2 separate regions of the Homo sapiens genome follow, and region 2 is linked to region 1. The links are chromatin loops, found by intact Hi-C in ENCODE. Cell type or tissue: PC-9. All regions are shown on one strand.

Region 1 (5,000 bases):
CCCCCCATTCCCCTTCCTTCTCCCTCTCCCTCCTTCTCCCTCCCTCTCCCTTATCCTCTTCCCTCCTTTTCTCTCTCCCATACAAGAAGCTAGTTTCCTGTCTACAAGCCAGGTAGACAGTCTTCACTAGAATCCAACCATGCTGGCACCCTGATCTCAGACTTCCCAGCCTTCATAACTGTGAGAAATAAATGTCTGTTGTTTAAGCCACCTAGGCCGGGTCTTGGGGCTCACAATATAATCCTGGCGGTTTGGAAGGCCAAGGTGGGAGGAGGCTGAAGCCCAGAGTTCAAGACCCGCCTGGGCAACGGTGAGACCTTGTTTCTACAAAAAAAAGTTTAAAAAAATTAGCTGGGCTTGGTGGTGTGTTCTTGTAGTCCTAGCTGTTTGGGAGGCTGAGATGGAAGGCTCACTTGAGTCTGGGAGATTGAGGCTACAGTGAGCTATGATTGGTCTACTGCACTCTAGCCTGGGTGACAGAGCAAGGCCCTCTTAATAAATAAATATATAAATAGCTACCCAACCTGTACTATGATATTTTGTTATGGCAGCCCAAGCTAAGACATAGAGCCAGGCAAATAGTAAGCCTTCGATGCATCTCACACCATTATTCTTAAAAGGGACATGTCAGGCTGAGCCCAGAAAGGAGAAATTCCCTCTCTATTCTTGAAGTAGCAACAGTTTATAGGGACTCAAGTTTTCTTTTCACGAATTCGAAAGAAACTATACGGACACATTCACCTTACTGAGGTTTCTCTGGCCTTGTCCATTCTGAGCTCCTGTTTTTTCTGCAGAGGTGCTCATTGATACTGACTTGGTGATCTTGAAAGGATTCTCTGTATTTCTCTTTTTTTAAATAGAGATAGGGTCAGTCTTGCCATGTTTACCAGGCTGGTCTGAAACTCTTGGCCTCAAGTGATCCACCTGCCTCAGCCTCCCAAAGTGTTGGGATTACAGGTATGGACCACTGCGCTGGGCCAGGGTTGTCTGTTTTTATATGAATGACCATAAAGTTATTTCACTGATGCCATCAGGAAGCAACCTTATTAATTTTATGTATTTTTGAGCTGATGTTGATAGCAGAAGAGTGGAAAGGAGTCAGACTTTGCTTTAGTCTCGTGATGTAGAAGATCCTAAAGATAGGATTCAAGGTGAGAGTATGATCATTTATATGGCCCTCTTCACCTCACAGAGCTGAATTTACCAATAATTTGGCAGGTATAAGCTAGGAAAATGAAGTAAAAGGGTCCAGACAGTAATATTTTAGAATTCTGTTACCTGCGGGTGGATACTTTCTTCTTTTGAGAATAGAAGATTAGGCTGGGTGCAGTGGCTCATGCCTGTAATCCCAGCACCTTAGAAGGCTGAGGCAGGCAGATCACTTGAGTCTAGGAGTTTGAGACCAGCCTGGGCATCATAGCAAGACCCCGTCTCTACTAAAAATACAAAAAAAAAAAAGTAGCTGGCTGTGGTGGTGTGTGCCTGTAATACCAACTACTCAGGAGGCTGAGGTAAGAGAATCACTTGAACCCAGGAGGTGGAGGTTGCAGTGAGCCAAGATTGTGCCACTGCACTCCAGCCTGAGTGACAGAGCAAGACTCTGTCAGAAAAAAGAAAGAAAAGAGAGAGAGAGAAAGGAAGAGGGGAAGGGAAGGAAGGGAAGGAAGGAAGAGAGAGAGGAAGGAAGGAAGAGAGAGAGAGGAAGGAAGGAAGGAAAAGGAAGGAAGGAAGGGAACAGAAGATTAGTTGAGCATAGTGGCTCAGTGCCTGTAATCCCAGCACTTTGGGAGGCCGAGGTAGGCAGATCATTTGAGCCTAGGAGTTCAAGACCAGCCTGGGAAACATGGCAAAATCCCATCTCTACAAAAAATAGAAAAATTAGCTGGGCATTGTGGCATGCATCTGTAGTCCCAGCTACTTGTGGGGCTGATGCAGGAGGGTCACTTGAGCCCAGGAGGCAGAGGTTGCAGTGAAGTATGATTATGCCACTGCACTCCAGCCTAGGTGGCAGAGTGAGACTCTGTCTCAAAAAAAAAAAAAAAAAAAAGAAGATTGTGAGCAAAAATTGAATGCAATTTTTTTCATAAGCAGAGGTGTAATGGTTATTATTACAAAAGATGATATTAAATTTATTTATGTATTATCTCTTTGCCTCCACCAGAATGTAAGCTTTGTTGAAGGCAAGGATCATTGTTGATTTATTTACTCTGTATCCCAGGCATCTAAAACAGTAAGTGTGCAATAAATATTTGTTGAATGAATCAAAGCATAAGCAAGGCTTCAGATTCATTTTTCTATCAGAGATTCATTTAAAAATGTTAAGGAAATGAGAGGTGAAGACATCCTAAAGGCATAATACTCAAAGTAGTCAGTAGGTTCATTGATAACCCAGAGGAAAATATATAATATTATAGAGGAAAAGAAATTCTCTGAAATCATGGCATCTCTCCTAGCTTGGGATAACATTTTAGCAGAAAGACCGAAGAACTCTTCCAAGAAACATCAAGCAATTAAATGAAGTAGTAGAAAAATCACCAGTACTTTAAAGTAGATGAAGCCATTAAAATAGTTGCAGCTTCAGTAATCACCATGTAAGCCTGTAAGTGGTGGGTCTTAGACCACAACATGGTAGTTATCAAATTGCTTTATTCATCGAAATGTTCATTCTCCTGGCTGCCCTTGAACTTCCAGCCTAAGGCTTTCTCTCTGCAGGGTTGTCAGCATGCTCATGCAAGGCTTTGCCTCTGCAGATTATCAGAGGTGTACTCCATGCCCCTCTCACCATGAAAAAAGGGAGAAAAAGACAATTTCGTCTCAGAGATAGAAAATCTCCCAGAGAGAACCCCTGGCAGCTGGAATCCATTTTTTTCCCCCTGAAGCTGGAATCTGTTATAACTACAGAACACTGAAGGATAATGAGGTTCTGCTGCTAAGCAAATGCTGGGACAAAAAGCACAGAGGTGCTGCAGCCAGGCAGAGACTGGGCTTTTCATGAAACCCTGTGTCTCTGAGCACATATTGCAATAATTCTCTGACTAGCTGCTCAAGGCCTTGGCTTCGTGGCTTTTTACTCCGTTTAAAGGTCTTGATCAGGCCACTTCCGTTTTTAATGTTTGAGAAATGTCTGATTTATGCTGCTTCAAAGTGGAACTTGGGTTTCTATTACCTTTTTGGCACCTTGCACCCATTGTTGGCCTAATTCTGCTGTCTCGTCTATCTTGTGGTTCCTATCAGTAAACAAAGTCCAGGAGAGGCGTCATGCTTGTGAACACCTCCAACATCAAGTTCAAAAGTACAATCATGACCTTGTCCTGTCGTTCTCAGAATCTGGGCTCAGCTATTTCAAACCTCCCATGTCTTCACTGGTAGTGGTCAATTAGAAATCACTGAATCCTTTCCCTAGAGTGGTCAGAGACAGCCAGTTTATGGTAATTTGGGCACAAGTGCCAATTGGAAAGGTGCATTATTCAAACCACTTTGGCTACAAGTGACAGAAATTCAATGCAGGTTAGCTTAAATAAAAAAGGAATTCGGGCTGGGAACAGTGGCTCATGCCTATAATCCCAGCATTTTGGGAGGCCGAGGCGGGTGGATCACCTAAGGTCAGAAGTTCTAAACCAGCCCGGGCAACACGGTGAAACCCTGCCTGTACTATAAATACAAAAAATTAGCCAGGCATGGTAGTGCACGCCTGTAGTCCCAGCTACTCTGGAGGCTGAGGCAGAAGAATCACTTGAACCCGGGAGGTGGAAGTTGCAGTGAGCCAAGATCACGCCACTGTACTCCAGCCTGGGCGACAGTGAGACTCTGTCTCAAAAAAAAAGAAAAAAAGAAAAAAAAGGGAATTTATTGGCTTCTGTAGCTGAAAAGTCAGGCAGATTTGGATCTCAAATTATGTCATTAACTAGTTTCTCTGACTTACCCTCTGCGTTGTGTATAAGCTTTTCATCGCATGGCAGCAAGATACCTCCATGTTCACATAGGGCTAACAGCCCAAGATGGTGAGGAAACATGCACTTTTGTTCCAGTAGCACAGAAAAAGTCCCCAGGTGGACGCTAATGGGCACTGTATGAGTCAAGTGCTCATGGCTGAGGCAGTAGTTGTACCTTGACACATGAAGTCCTCTGACCAGATCTGGGCATGTACCTGACCTTGGGGATGGAAGTGAGGCAGTCCAGCTCCACCAACTCGTAAGGACTGAGACAGTTTACTAGGGAAGAGGGGAAAGCGTGTTTCTTACAGGAAGAAATGCGGGCAGACAAAACACCATATACCCCTTAAATTAGGTTTTCCACAGATAATTGAGGTGGAGCAGAAGGGTAACCACATTTTGACAGCATCATCAGTATGTGGTGAGTGGCCCAGCATTTGACCCTGGCCTCTGTGGTCATCTCAGAGCCCAGAAAGTAGCAGCAGAAGAGCAGAGCATGGGTAGGTAACCATCAGTTCTTGGATAACTGAAGGGTGATCTTGAGGAGCAGTGAGTCTGTGGGATGGCCATGCCTAACAAATGTCATCCAGTTCAGAGCACCAAGGACATTCCCAGCTATGGCTTTTATCTTTTATCTTCTTCTTCTTCTGGTTTTGCTCTGTCACCCAGGCTGGAGTGTAGTGGCATGATCTCGGCTCACTGCAACCTCTGCCTCCCAGGTTCAAGCAATCCTCCCACCTCAGCCCCCTGCGTAGCTGGGACTGCAGCTGAGCGCCACTACACCCAGCTAATTTTTGTATGTTTTGTAGAGATGGGGTTTCACCATGTTGATCATGCTGGTCTTGAAGTCCTAGGCTCAAGCAATCTGCCTGCCTTGGGCTCCCACAATGTTGGGATTACAGGCATAAGCCACCATGCCTGGCTCCAGCTGTGGCTTTTAGAGGAGGAGGTAGTGGTGGCCGGAGGTTTTGCACATGATTCTAGGCAGAACCCTCCTAGTTAATGCCTACTTGTCCTTTAGAACTCAGCTCAAATATTTCCTCTGGGGAGCATTCTCTGGCCTCCACT
Region 2 (5,000 bases), 780 kb after region 1:
AAACTGTTTTTAAATAAGCTATACTATTCAAACATTAATAGTATAGTTTGAATAGTATAGTTTGAATAGTATAGTTTCTTTGCTATGGTTGATCAAATGTTTTGAGAATCAATTTGTCAAATGCTATTAATTCAGAACCAAGTCTGACATTTCTGAAATAGTGAAAATTACAGAGTATATAAATTTGAAAATGTTTGTCCAGAGTAGTTTTAATGAGCATTTAGCAATATGAGCAGAATTTGTGCTATTAAGTTACACAAATCCAAGGATTCCCTGTTTAAAATAGGAAAAAAAAAATCACTGCAAATCTTTCTCGCGATATTTGTTGGAAGAAAAAAAGTGAACAGTTGGTTATAAGAGCGAAATGGCTTATATTGAAAGTAAGACACAGATCCATCTGTTCATTTTCATAGGTAGCTTTATTTGGTTTTTAGAAAAATATATACAATAATCGGAACATCAGTTCTTAAATAGTTTTAAGTTAAAAGAATGCAAGTGAGAGGATGTTTCCACAGTCAGATCAATACTGCTTAATAAAGTAGATAGGAATTTCTGCAACAAGTCAAAACATTTACAGGAATGGTAAGAACTCTGCAAGAGCAGCTTGTGGCTGGCAAGTCAGCCAGCTCAGAAAACAGGTAGGAAGGGAAGGGGTTTGATCTTTCCCCTTTAGTTTGAATTTGAGAAAGTGATAAAAGATTTACATATTCACCTATCCTAAAGGCTAGAGCTTTGAGTAAAAACATTAGAATACAGGGATGGAGGCCCTCTAGGGCATATGCTAACAAGCTAACTTATATCAAACAAAAATTTGCCATCTCAATTTGGTATTCAGTTGGATTTGGATATATTAGGATTACCTGTCAGTCACAGTTCAACTAGTTCAGATATAACAAAACTCAAGGACTTGGAGTATTGGTTAATGACATTTCTTTTGGATTAGACCCCTGCTTTCTCTCGAACATTCTTCGTAATGAATTCACAGTATTCAAACTGTTTGCAAAGATATTTGAGTTTGACAGCCTTCTGACTTTCATCGTTTTGAGAAGTTGCGCAAGGAAGCAATAGGAATTGCCTTAGCTTTGTTCTAACTCGACCCTTTTCCCCCATACTGTAGTAACTCCAGGCCTACTTCTCCAGAAGTATAGCTCTTCCCTCCACTGGTCCTTTTCAGGAACTGAAGTCTAATCAGCGCGCCAGCCAGAGGCCAGTTTGTCATGGGATTTCCTGGGGAGCTTAAATGGAAGTGGATCAGAGAACTGATACCACTAGCCACCTCCTTTCCTCGTTGTATGCATTTGCTAAATAAGCAAAGCAATGAGGCAAACGTCATGAGTAACATTAGGCTTCAGAGTCTACAAACACTTGTCTGAATGGGAGAGAGAGGCGATAGGCAATAGGCAAATTAGTAGTAGAGCTAGAGGTTCAATTAAGAATGAGAGGAGAGTGATCGGTATTTTGTTCTCTGTTCATCTATTTCCTGCTTAGTTTTCTTGATGCAACTAAAGATCTCCTTAAACAACGCTTTGTATTCTGGAGGTGTTGTAGGGGAACTCACGGGCTCTGGGTTGACAGAGGCCAGTTCCCAGCCGCTGGCAACAGGCTCAGACTGGGCGTTCACTCCAGTCAGGTCCTTGGCTGCAGCCCTGGAGGTCTGCACAGCCTTGTGTGACAGGGAGTCCTGTTCCTCTTGGCACTTCTTCAGCAACTCTTCATACTTCACCTTCAGGGCGCTGTACTGCGTGTCCACTTCGTGCAGAAGGGAGATGCCCCTCTGTTTCACAGCCTTGGCCCTCCTGATGCAGGTCTCCTCGTGGCCCTTCACGATGTCACTCCCTGCCAAGCTGCTGAGGATCGTCTCACTGCTGCTGCGCTTGAGAGGCTTTCTATGTGATTCCGGCACAGTCAGGAACATCTCTTCCAGCAGGCTCTGGCTGGGCTCTTTGAAAGGAACATACAGAGAGTCTGGCACCAGCTTCTCAACTCCATTCACAAATGGATGCTCTGACTGCAACATCTGTCGCATCTCTGCCACCTCGGCCTCTAGTTCCAGCGCCCGTGCTCGGTAGGCACCTGTGGCCCCCAGCTGCTGCTCCAGTTCACTGTTCTCCTTTAACACGAGCCCATATTCCTCCTCCATAGTCACCCGCTTCTGCCGCTCCAGGCTCAGCTGGGCCTGCAACATTGTCACTGTTTTTTTCAAGTGCTCATTTTCCTCTTCATCAGGGCTTGGCTGACCTTGCAAGGAAGTGATCTTCTCAGCGAACACATGATCATACACGAAGTGTCTAGGGAAAAAAATATTGAAAGAATATATTACACAGGTCCACTGAAAATGACGAGAGGAAGACTGGTGATTTTTTTTCAACTAAATAAATTTGAGGAGCTGTGACAGTGACTAATTTTTTTTTCTTTTTTTTTGAGACGGAGTCTCACTTTGTCGCCAGGCTGGAGTGCAGTGAAGCGATCTCAGCTCATTGCAACCTCAGCCTCCCAGGTTCAAGCGATTCTCCTGCCTCAGCCTCCCGAGTAACTGGGATTTTAGACATGCGCCACCACGCCCAGCTAATTTTGTATTTTTAGTAGAGACGGGGTTTCTCCATGTTGGTCAGGCTGGTCTCGAACTCCCAACCTCAGGTGATCCTCCTGCCTTAGCCTCCCAAAGTGCTGGGATTACAGACGTAAGCCACCACACCCGGCCAACAGTGATTGGTTTTTAGCCACACTTGGAGCAGTGGCTAAAATGGAATTGTGTGAGGCTGGTAAATAAACACATGAAAGCAAACTCAATTTTTGTGACAAATCTTTTTTTAATGTTAAAAGTACTAGAGAACATCTATTCTAGCAGTATGACAATGACCTCACAAGGGAAACCTTAAAAAGTACTGGTGCCTGGGTCCCAACCCACAGATTCCAACCTAGTTGGTCTGCTACCTGGCCTGAGGGTTTCTAAAGGCTCTCCAAATGATTCATAATATGTAACTACGATTGAATCACTACAGCAAATTACTGTTGCTGTGGTGATTTTTAACCAGGAATGTTCATCAGAATTGCCTGGGCAGCTTTTTACCCGCACCTAGAAATTCTGATTTAGGCCTGAGGAAATGTGTTGGTATTTGCATTTTGAAAAACCCCACAGGTGATCTGATGTACAGCCAAGGTTGAGACCCACCAAATGAACCACCTGGTTTCTCCTGCTCAGTCTGAAGCACCTTGACTATTTATTTGTGTTTTTATTTGCTTATCTGCCGTTCCGTTAGACTGAAAGCTCACAGGGGTAGAAACTATTTTGCTCGCCAACCCTTGGGTCTAGCATACAGCTTGCCACACAAGTGTTCCATAAATACTTCTTAAAGATTCAGACTTATAACTCTAAATTATAAAGGTACTTCTTTAAGCAAAAAATCTCCTGTTCGCTTGAATTTTTGTTTTACCAGTATTTCTGTTTTTCTTCACTCTAATGTAAAACACAACTCCCAAATCTAGTCTATCAGAATTCATCTTAAACTATGATTTAATACATTAAAAACACTGAAATAAGTGTTCCAAGACTTTCAAAATGAGAACTACTAATATCTAAGAACTCTGTAATTTATATGTTTAAGTGATTTTGTTCAAACCAATGGTAGCTTAATAGCTAAGTGACTTTTCTTAAAATGGTACTTTCAATCTACTGGAAATCAGAATGTGCCAATGACATGAGACAGTCCCTGCTGTAACTCCACAGAAAGGCAGGCTCTTACTGGCGGAGGTCATACAGCTCCTTCAGACATGCAAAGCTGGGTGCCGGTTTCTCCTGGTCACACTTTCCCGGGCTCCTTCTCCCTTGGCCAGATGACTTCAGCTCCTCCACTTGGCTCTGGAGGTGATCAATGTTGGTTTGCAGGCATTCAATCGTTTCAGTCAGGCTGTGAGGAACAGACAGAAGCCACTGCTGCTTGTCATATTGAATCAAGGGCAAAAGCGGTGAGGAGAGATTAGGTGCAAACCACTCACACTGGGCTTTCTTAATTGGAAAGGATGTCTATTTAATCTCCATTCTCCAAAAAGAATTAAATTAAACCTTATCCCATATTGACCCAAACCCACTGCAGCCATGTTCTATTCTAGTTTATACTAAAGAACTTCCCCCTAGTCCTTCCTTGTCAGATTCTAGAAAATTTACCTCAGAATCTTTTGCTGTGAGGCCTTGCTGTCAGCAACTAGCTTTTGATTTGTTTCTTCCAGTTCCCTTGCTGTGACGTCTAATTGTTCATAAACCTTTGCATGTTGTTCGTTCATCTGCCGTAGAAGTTCCACTTGCTTCGTCAGATACTGTAAGAGAAGATCAGGACCAGGTGACACAAACAGATAAGATACCTGCTGTTTCTTGGCTGGCTGCGGTGGCTCACGCCTGTAATCCCAGCACTTTGGGAGGCCAAGACGTGTGGATCACCTGAGGTTAGGAATTCGAGACCAGCCTGACCAACATGCTGAAACCCCGTCTCCACTAAAAATACAAAAATTAGCCAGGTGTGGTGGCACACGCCTGTAATCCCAGCTACTTGGGAGGCTGAGGCAGGAAAATTGCTTGAACCTGGAAGACAGAGGTTGCAATGAGCCGAGATGGCGCCATTGCACTCCAGCCTGGGCAACAAGAATGAAACTCCATCTCAAAAAAAAAAAAAAGATACCTGCTGTTCTGCTGTTCCAACACCAATTCTCCGATTGTCAGCACCAACTCTTGTTGGGGTGGGGCTGACATAGAGTCTCCATCTCTGGGCTCACTGGCCTCCCAGCACTGCCCAGAAGCTCCTTTAGACCCATTTCAGTTTTCTCCAGGTCTTCTCTCACATCAGCATGATTGATTCAATTATTGGCCATTGGTGACTGAACTCAAGCTCCAACCCTTCCCTCTATCCAGAGGTTGTGGGGCTGGGACTGATAGATCTAACCCTCTAATCATGTGGTTGCCTTCTCTGGTGACCAGACCTCAACCTATCAGGAAATTCCAAGGGTTT

Evidence for each region. A loop is a pair of places that touch in the nucleus more often than their neighbours do. Peaks named below come from ENCODE experiments on the same cell type or tissue, not always from the same donor. Only the 100,000 strongest peaks of a DNase experiment are listed, where the experiment ranks them.
Region 2: it touches region 1 in a loop (2.9-fold over the local background); 1 of 110 quality-filtered maps calls a loop at or near these places.

What each region holds. Positions count from the first base shown.
Region 1 is chr16:21,562,914-21,567,913 of GRCh38, forward strand. No RefSeq gene overlaps it. Among named protein-coding and RNA genes, the nearest start is that of METTL9, 34 kb to the right of the region's middle. In PC-9, no CTCF peak of the experiment used is centred here; a DNase peak (open chromatin) is centred at 2,268.
Region 2 is chr16:22,345,536-22,350,535 of GRCh38, forward strand. It overlaps CDR2 (cerebellar degeneration related protein 2), which reads right to left. Exons shown (of 5, transcript NM_001802.2): 3 at 4,166-4,314; 4 at 3,744-3,908; 5 at 401-2,288. The coding sequence ends at 1,430. Among named protein-coding and RNA genes, the nearest start is that of CDR2, 27 kb to the right of the region's middle. RefSeq lists an enhancer at 1,342-1,842. In PC-9, no CTCF peak of the experiment used is centred here; a DNase peak (open chromatin) is centred at 2,956.